Regions from separate parts of the Homo sapiens genome. Here region 2 is linked to region 1. Evidence: chromatin loops called from intact Hi-C (ENCODE). Cell type or tissue: ovary. All regions are shown on one strand. Each heading gives the region's core, and the rest is flanking DNA. Links, peaks and the distances in the headings are about the cores only.

Region 1 (4,402 bases), core at 75-4,074:
GTCAGTCCCTGCTTATAGATGCCATAATACTATTCATTCCTATTCTTTTACATTGATATTTATTAGCCATGTCAAAACTTTCACAGATTTTTGTTTTGTTTTCCTTTTCTTGAATGCCTTCCTATTTCCTACATTTTTTGTCACAATATATCTGCTGCAATTGCATTTTAGTTTGTTTATTCTCCTATCACTTGCCCTCAGAATTCGTATATATGTATATATGTGTGTGTATATGTAACAGACTGTACGTAGTCAGCATTGACGTCATATGTCAGCACTGATTAAACTGCAAAAAAAAAGTTTAATTCCTATGTCGTCCATCTCTAAAATGTTTTTTTTATTATTGACGGTCTATTCTAGTTCTTATCTACACACATACTCTACTTTCAACTTTATATCACATTTTTACTTAGCATCATACATTTATTTTTTGATACGGTTACATCACTTTTGGTTAAGATTATATATGTATAAAATTTTCTTCAACTTTTTTATAGTAGTGAGCATTTATGTCTTTTTAATTATTTGGTATTACAAATAATATTTCCAAAACCACCTTCATAATACATATTTCCTCCTTTATGTTACTTCCCCTAAAAAATGACTATTCAGAAATGGGAAATGGAGTCAAAGTTATTTGCCAAAGGATACTACCAAATTACAACTTTTAGTAATACATAAACACAGAGGTTGCATGAAAACTTTTTTTTTTATGTTTTAGATTTCAAAGAAAGTTTTCCTGTATATCCTCTCAGTTGACATTCATAATTATCACAAAACTTCTGTGATGACCTTAGTGGATTATTATTCTAAATTCTACAGAGGAGGCTCACAGTCGAGTGACTTTTCCAAAGTGACCTTCGTGGAACTAGAATAAAACTCAGACCTGCCTCAAAATATAGTGGTGCTTCCACACTGCTGCAATTCCTCTATGACCTTTTAAATAAAAGTCTTCAACTTGAAAATTCTCCAACTTCCTTAATTTTTCTTGACTCTTCTGTGTAGAAGACTTTGAAAGTCTTCACTCCAGACCAAGATTTCAAAATATTTAACGGGCCCCTGCATTTATTTTTTAGAATGTTGTTAGGGCAAGATAAGCTCTTACAGAGAGAATGCTCTCCAGTGAGATACAATCATTCAGTTAGAAACATCATGCATCTCATTTATAATGCATTTCTTATTCGATTAAAAAGATGAACTCATGAGCATCTTTGGACAGATAGGCTGCGCAGGCTGGAAGGAGGGCAAACAAGTAAGCTTACTACAGGCGCTATGCTCAGGCAATGCAACAGAATGTTCAAAATGCAGGTACATTTACTACCCTAAAGTAAAAATAAGATGACTAAATTTTGCAGAAGATGTTTAAAATAAAATTTTGAGTGAGATGTTTACTTTTCTTCAAATGTCAGGGAAACACAATGAAGAGAAAATGGAAGCATTTTGAAACATACCCAGCATCACCAGAGGTCTCTGCCGCCGAATGTTGAATTAGAATCTCCTCTCCACGACTGGCTACTGAGCGAAGGAGACTCTTCTGCTCGGCTAATTCCTGTTCTAACTCCTGCTCAAGGGAAAGGACAAACGCAAACACATTTGCTACTTTATGATTATTGCCTACAATCATAGTTCTAGCTATAAAATTCTCAGAGAACTTCGGTAGTGAGCTTTTAAGTTTGCATATTGCATAAAGCATGAGGTTTATGTAAATATTCAAATGTGTCTCCAAAGTACTCTGTAGTGTTCTTTTGCTTTGATACAGGATACCTCTGAAAAATCTGGGGGTTAAAAAAAAAAAAAAAACCACCAATGGGAAAAGAAAATTTTGCCGGGCAATAGTGCCCTCAAGTGGTACAAAATGTACTCTCATTTTTCAAAATCAATATTGTCATGCTAAAAGGATAGATCCTTGGGAAAAGTGGCTTTTTAAGTTCTCCACTTAATTGATAAATTAGGTTATCAATAGATTTGGCTTTAATTCTTCATTATTTATAATAAATCCTCTTGTTATTTGAGAAAATAAAATATTTGAATATGCTTTTTACATACAGTTAAGGTACCAATGAGAAATCATTCTTATTCATCAAAGTTCATTTGTTTCACTAGGCAACAATTAGCAATCCTATTTTGTAACGACATCTACTTGAAAGTAAAAATACAAACTGCATTCATTAAAAAAAATAACAAACATGCAACTTACACTTTCACCAAACCTCAAAAGGCTTTCCTGAGATTTATATTAAAATTAAATAGATTCAGAGGGCAAATCTGAAAACAGAATAGGTATCTCTGGTAAAGAAGATGAGAGCCATGTTACACTATTTGTAAACCTAAACACAAGCTTTTCTTAAAGACTGGATTTTCAAATGACCAATCATCCCAGTGGTCATGAGTCAATACACTGAAACACCAACATCTTGCTTCATTCAAAGAGAAGATAAAGAGACACTCTGTCTTTAGTACAGAAGCAACTTGTCTGTCCTTCTGAAATATGCCTCTCAGGTTCTTCTCTGGGCAGATCTGCAAGCTAGAGAGAGGTAGGAAACACTTTACTTTTTGTTGCTGGAGACTGCTCTGCCGCTGCTGGGTCCATGTGGTGCGAGCTTGGGCCAGCCATTCCTGGACGCCGGGGCTCTGCGTGGCTGTTAGGTCAACATCGCTCTCCTCCTTCTCCTGTGCTGTTCCCTGCTTTTAACGAGGCAGAAATCAAGTCATGCTACACACCGGAAAACCTTAACCAAAGGGGAGAGAAGGCTACTTTGGTGTGATCTATGTAATGATACCAAAGTGGCTCCACTGGGATGTGAAACCACATTTTTTAAAAAAAACAGTAACACAAAACCCATCTAAGTTATGGCATTTGCAGGAGCAAGAACAACATACAGATAATCACACATAGAACTGTTTGAGGGGAAAACCCATATATTTAGAGGTTAGTCTTTTAGCTGACCAATGTGGTCATCAGATATTCCAGATTTTTTTTCCACAAAAACATAACTCAAGATCCTTTGATGAGTTTGTTTTTTAAGTCACACAAAGGTAAACTGTTTCTCAAATGATCATTACCCACAATAATTGTGTCTCTCCCGTGAAAGCATTACCCTGCCTTATGTCACTTTCTCTAATCCAGGTCCAGACAATGAAAGATTTTTAGAATAATCTTCCTAAAAATTTTTCTAAAAGATTATTAATCAAAGACATTTTAATGTCTTTGAGAAGCAAAAAGTTCACTGTTCTGTAAGGCATCATACTCTCTGGAATTCAGTAAGAACTTAAATTTGATTCTCAGTTCATATGGGAGAAAATGTACTGCAGCATAGAGGCAAGGAGTCTAAACAAGGGTTTCCCAGGCCGGCTGGACATCCTCTGTTCCACCTTTCACAGACCAGGTCTTGACCTCTATGTCACAGAGCCTCACCTCCACCACAGTAACTCAAGTCCCAAGACACTGAACTAGGCAGGAAGCCTCATCCCTGATACTGGTCTGTGTAAACCTTCTGTGTCTACCCTACTAGGGCGATAGATTTAAATTATTCCTAGAATTCTCTATCTTTGAGAGTCTGCTGTTTATATAATAATATTTATAGACTGACCTACATAATTAATAGACTGTACTCAAAGATGAAAACTCTTTAAGAGTCTTTCTTTCAGAACCATCAATTAGCACATTAAAAAAAGTCATTTACTGTGGGCACGTGTGGTTACCATTTTACAAATTCAAAGCTTAATTGAGCCTTGAGAGGTCAGTGGTGTGATTATTAAAGGTGAGATCTCTGAAAAAGTACCCTTCACTCCCTCCATCACCATCACCAGAAACTGGCCCATTGCTAAGCTGGCTTGGAGAAAGTCTGACTAAAGGAGAAAGACCAAAGTAATGACTCAGCACCTAGGCAAGAGTTGATCCTTCCTGCCTGATTATTCTAATGGAATTTGAAAGGCCCTAAAATGTTGCACATCAAATGGGATTAGTTCTGAATGAGAGCTTTTCTACTCACATAGATTCATCTGTCAAAGGATAAATTATAATTTCAATATAACTCATTCACTACTTAATAAGCACTCACTAGACACTGTTCTAGAAGCTGGGAGTGTTTTGGAAGCCAGATGAGGGCCCTGGTGGGGAGTTAGACTATAAACAAACAGATAACTGAGCTGAAGATAAGGCCTACAGAGACTGATAATGGGATAGAAAGTTTTAGGGAGGCCTAAGGAAGCATCTTTAGAAGAGACAATTGCACTCTGCATGACGAGAGACCACCAGCCTTGCAAAGATCTAGAGTGAGGGCATTCAGACCCAGGGAACAGTTGGCACAAAGACCCTAAGGTGAAAGAAATTTGCCATTTCAGAGAGAACAGAGCAGTGAAGAGGACAGCAGGGCTGGCGTACCATGGGGCAGAGGAAGGA
Region 2 (4,402 bases), core at 244-4,243, 830 kb before region 1:
AAAAGTGGCATTTAATTTCAGCTACTATAGTTTACAGCATAAAAAGCTTATGCATGAGAGTGCTTCTCTGCACAGTGGCATGTTGCAGACAGAGCTGAGTCCATTATCCCACCCGGATTTACATTTGAGAGCTTTATACCAGAGAGCCAGGACAAAATTACTCCTAACCAACACAGACTTCTTACTCTCAGAGCCTATCTTCTTGGCTATATTTTATAGTGCCAGTGAAGACATGCTGGCAACTGTCCCATATACAGCTTGGCATTAGAGTACAAGGTCTGTTAATGGCGGTGGCAGGCATTATTATTTTATTCTGTTTTTTACTTTATTATTATTATATTTTTGAGACAGTTTCACTCTTGTTGCCCAGGCTGGAGTGCAATGGTGCAATCTTGGCTCATCACAACCTCTGCCTCCCCGGTTCAAGCGATTCTCCTGCCGCAGCCTCTCGAGTTGCTGGGATCACAGGCATGCGCCACCACGCCCAGCTAATTTTTGTATTTTTAGTAGAGACGGGGTTTCTCCATGTTGGTCAGGCTGGCCTCAAACTCCCGACCTCATCTGATCCTCCCGCCTCGGCCTCCCACAGTGCTGGGATTACAGGCATCAGTGACCGCACCCGGCCTATTTATTATTTTTTGAGACGGAGTCTTCCTCTGTCGCCCAGGCGTGAGGGCAGTGGTGCGATCTCAGCTCACTGCAACCTCTACCCCCTGGATTCAAGTGATTATCCCGCCTCAACCTCCCGAGTAGCTAGGATTACAGGCATGCACCACCACACCTGGCTAATTTTTGTATTTTTAGTAGAGACGGTGTTTCTTCATGTTGGCCAGGCTGGTCTCAAACTCCTGACCTCTGGTAATCTGCCCACCTCGGCCTCAAGTGCTGGGATTACAGGCGTGAGCCACCATGCCCAGCCAGGCACTATTATTTTAAATCAAGGTAAAAGGTCAGTTTTAAAAACCGCCACTTGGAGATAAAAATAAAAGGCTCAATATATTCAGAACTGAGTTTTGGGCAATCTGGTATCCCAAATTATGTGAATATTCCGACACTAACGGCAAATTGAGAATGTGTACTATTTTCAACTCTCAAGGACAGGACAAGTCAATCACTATTTTTATGAGAAAATATATTCTAAGCTCCAAATAAATTATGAATAAATCTTTAAACACAATCTGTTTTCACTTGGCCATCCTAAGGATCTTTGTTGTAGGTTTTCCAGACTGTCAACTGTCCCCTTTCCTTCTCTTGGGATCTCCCATTTAGTTTGGCTCAAAGTTCTATCCAATGTCACTCAGCTTATATGGTTTGCTACACTACTTTCTGTATTCTCCTTAAACTTCTTAGCTCTGAGTCTTAGTTGTGGGTTTCTTCTATTAATAGATGAACTTGACGTTTTAGACACTTTGTTTTGGTTTTGTTTTCTTTGCTTTTTTTATTTTAGCCTATTTGGTAAAAGGAAAGAGAATCATGGAATGTCTTGTCTGCTTTTTTTTCTTTATTAAAGATGCTGTTGTTTTCTGAGCAGCTTTCATTTTTATACATCCTTTTCTGGATTTTTACAGTGAATCCTTATTAAGCATTAGCTACATATATATGTAAAGCATATTTTGGGTTTCAGGATGGGGATCTACACCTTCCTGTTAAATAGATGTGTCAAACCAACCGATAATAGTTATGATATTCAGGGCTTTTCTACTTCAAAATGTTTTAAAAAACCCAAAAAGCAAAAACCCCAAACCACTGTATTTTAGTATGTTTTGTTTTTCTGGCCAAAGAAGACATGTTCCAGCAGATGGGGCTAGAAATCTACATATGATTCTTGTTTTAGGAGCATCGCATGCTCTGATCAGAACATTTTTTTAAAAATTATACTTTCATTTACACTGTATTACTGAAGAAAATTAGTGTGTTACAGCAATGTTGCTTCTATAGTGATATAATACATTTACATTTGGTCTTTGTCCTTGGTTCCCAGTACAGACTCCTAAAAACCCCTGTAATTTTCTAAGTGACAGGGGCATTTTTGGTTGTAGTATTTGCTCTTTGCCTTCAGTTACTAACACAGAGCTTCTAAAAATCCCTTGGAATTTCACGAGTGATGGGAACATCTTTTGTTTTAATGAGGTGACTCTCAGTGGGTCCTGGACAGCTTCAGGATGGGGGGTGGTTACCAGAAAGACCAAACTTTGATTAGAAGCTTAGAACTTTCAGCCTCACCCTTAACTTCTGGTGGACGGAGAGGGGCTGGAGATTGAGTTAATCATTAATCATGGCTTACACAATGAAACCTCCATTAAAAACACCCAGATGATGGGGTCTGGAGAACTCCTGGGTTGATCAATGCATCCATGTGCCAGGAGGGTGGCACAGCCCAGTTCTATGAGGAACAGAAGCTCCTAAGTTCCAGGCCCTTCTTGACTTCACTCTGTGCACCTCTACATCTGGTTGTTCATTTGCATACTTTATATAAAAAACCCAGTAAACATAAATAAAATGATTCCCTGAGTTCTGTGGGCCATTCTAGCAAATAATCAAACCTGAAGAGGGGATGGTTGTCATAGAGCTGGTTGGTCAGAAGCACAGGTGTCAACTGGGAGGGCAGTCTTGTGGGGCTGAGCTTAACTAACTGGCGTCTGCACTAACTCTGGCTAGTGCTGGAATTGAACTGAATTGCAGGACACCTTGTTAGTGTCTGGAGAATTGGAGAACTGGCTGGTAGGAGGAGGAAGAGGTCCCCATATATTTGATGTCAGAAGTACTGTGAGTAGATAGATCATACTAAGGAAAAATGCCTTTTCTCCTGTAACATACTGATTGGAGATTAAAGCTATAAAAACACAGATACATTTTACGTTACCAAGATCACGCTTTATCCTGTAAGTTTTTCTGACTACAACCTATAAATCATTAAACATAGTACATATACACATATATGCTTACACACCAATTGCCACAAAAGCTTCACAAACCAGTATTTACGTTTATCATGAGCAATGTATTCTGTTATTTTCTATTCTATTTCATTTTTCAAAAAAATGGTTAACAGTCCACCAGTGATTCTGTAACACAGTGCTATTAGCCTGAAAACATTCTCCCTGGTGTCGGGCTCCATGCCACTCAGACCTGCCGTTCCCATCCTCTGCTGTTCTCTTCAAAGACTGGACATTAACAAGAAGCACTGCTATTATTGTTTTCTTGTTTGTTTAGTGACAGGGCCTCACTCTGTCGCCCAGGCTGGACGGAGCGAGGTGCAGTCACGACTCACTGCAGCCTGGAACCCTGGAGCTCAAGCGATCCTCCCACCTCAGCCTCTTGAGTAGCTAGGACTACAGCTGCGCACCAGCAAGCCCGGCTTTTTTTTTTTTTTTTTTCCAAGTCTTTTAGAAATGGGAGTCTTGCTATGTTGCCAGGCTGGTCTTCAACTCCTGGCCTCAAGTGGTCTTTCTGTGTCAGCCTCCCAAAGCACTGAAATTATAGGCATAAGCCACTGGATCCACTATTGCTTTTAGGAATTGTAAGCCAAAGGGATGTGGGTTGAGTATCTCAGATTATGATCTCTGAAAATGAGACCAGGTAAAGATTTAATTCCAACAGACAGGGTGACTGAAACCTCATTCAGCCAACTCCAGATGCACGCTGTTCTGCAGAGCTGAAAAGATGAGCTGGGTGCAACTATGGGAACAAAATAAAGTCCACATGCTTTCTGACACAAAGCAGAGTCTTTTCCTTGTCTCAGTCAAGAATGGTATAAAGGGTTTACCATTTTGATGGTATAAAGTGGTATAAAGGGTTTACCACTATGATGGCCGTATAAAAATGGAGTGGCCCTCAATTTCGGGCAGAGGAAAGTCAGTCTTTGGTCCTGGGGACATATTACCTAGTCATGCCAAGACTGCTTTCTCTATGAAAAGTAAAATCTTCAAAAAATGATGTTCCAAAATTACATTATCTCAGACCACTTTAGAAACATGATTTTCTTCTCTTTTTTTGAGACAGAGTCTCACTCTGTCACCCAGGCTGGAGTGCAGTGGCATGATCTCAGCTCACTGCAACCTCCACCTCCCGAGTTCAAGAGATTCTCCTGCCTCAGCCTCCCGAGCCGCTGGGATTACAGGTGTGCACCACTACGCCTGGCTAATTTTTGTATATTTGTAGAGACAGGGTTTCACCATATTGGCTAGGCTGGTCTCGAACTCCTGACCTCAAGTAATCGCCTGCCTGGGCCTCCCAAAGTGTTGGGATTACAGCTGTGAGCCACCGCCCAGCCAGAAACATCTGATTTTCTATTATTTCCCTGTGCTTTCAGAAAGACAGCATGCGACTTGCTCTTGCCAAACTCCAACTGAAGTCATTGTCTATCATGTTACATAATGTCTCCTATAACAGAATCCATGAA

What was found. A loop is a pair of places that touch in the nucleus more often than their neighbours do. Peaks named below come from ENCODE experiments on the same cell type or tissue, not always from the same donor. Only the 100,000 strongest peaks of a DNase experiment are listed, where the experiment ranks them.
Region 2: it touches region 1 in a loop (6-fold over the local background); 15 of 110 quality-filtered maps call a loop at or near these places.

The regions. Positions count from the first base shown.
Region 1 is chr6:152,266,605-152,271,006 of GRCh38, forward strand. It overlaps SYNE1 (spectrin repeat containing nuclear envelope protein 1), which reads right to left. Exons shown (of 146, transcript NM_182961.4): 99 at 2,551-2,682; 100 at 1,452-1,561. Among named protein-coding and RNA genes, the nearest start is that of SYNE1-AS1, 110 kb to the right of the region's middle. In ovary, for the core only: CTCF peaks have their summits at 1,829 (motif pointing left) and 2,042; no DNase peak of the experiment used is centred there; H3K4me3 peaks cover 519 bases; H3K27ac peaks cover 1,622 bases.
Region 2 is chr6:151,439,335-151,443,736 of GRCh38, forward strand. The region is part of intron 2 of RMND1 (required for meiotic nuclear division 1 homolog); the gene reads right to left. Among named protein-coding and RNA genes, the nearest start is that of RMND1, 11 kb to the right of the region's middle. In ovary, for the core only: a CTCF peak has its summit at 1,821 (motif pointing right); no DNase peak of the experiment used is centred there; H3K27ac peaks cover 1,290 bases.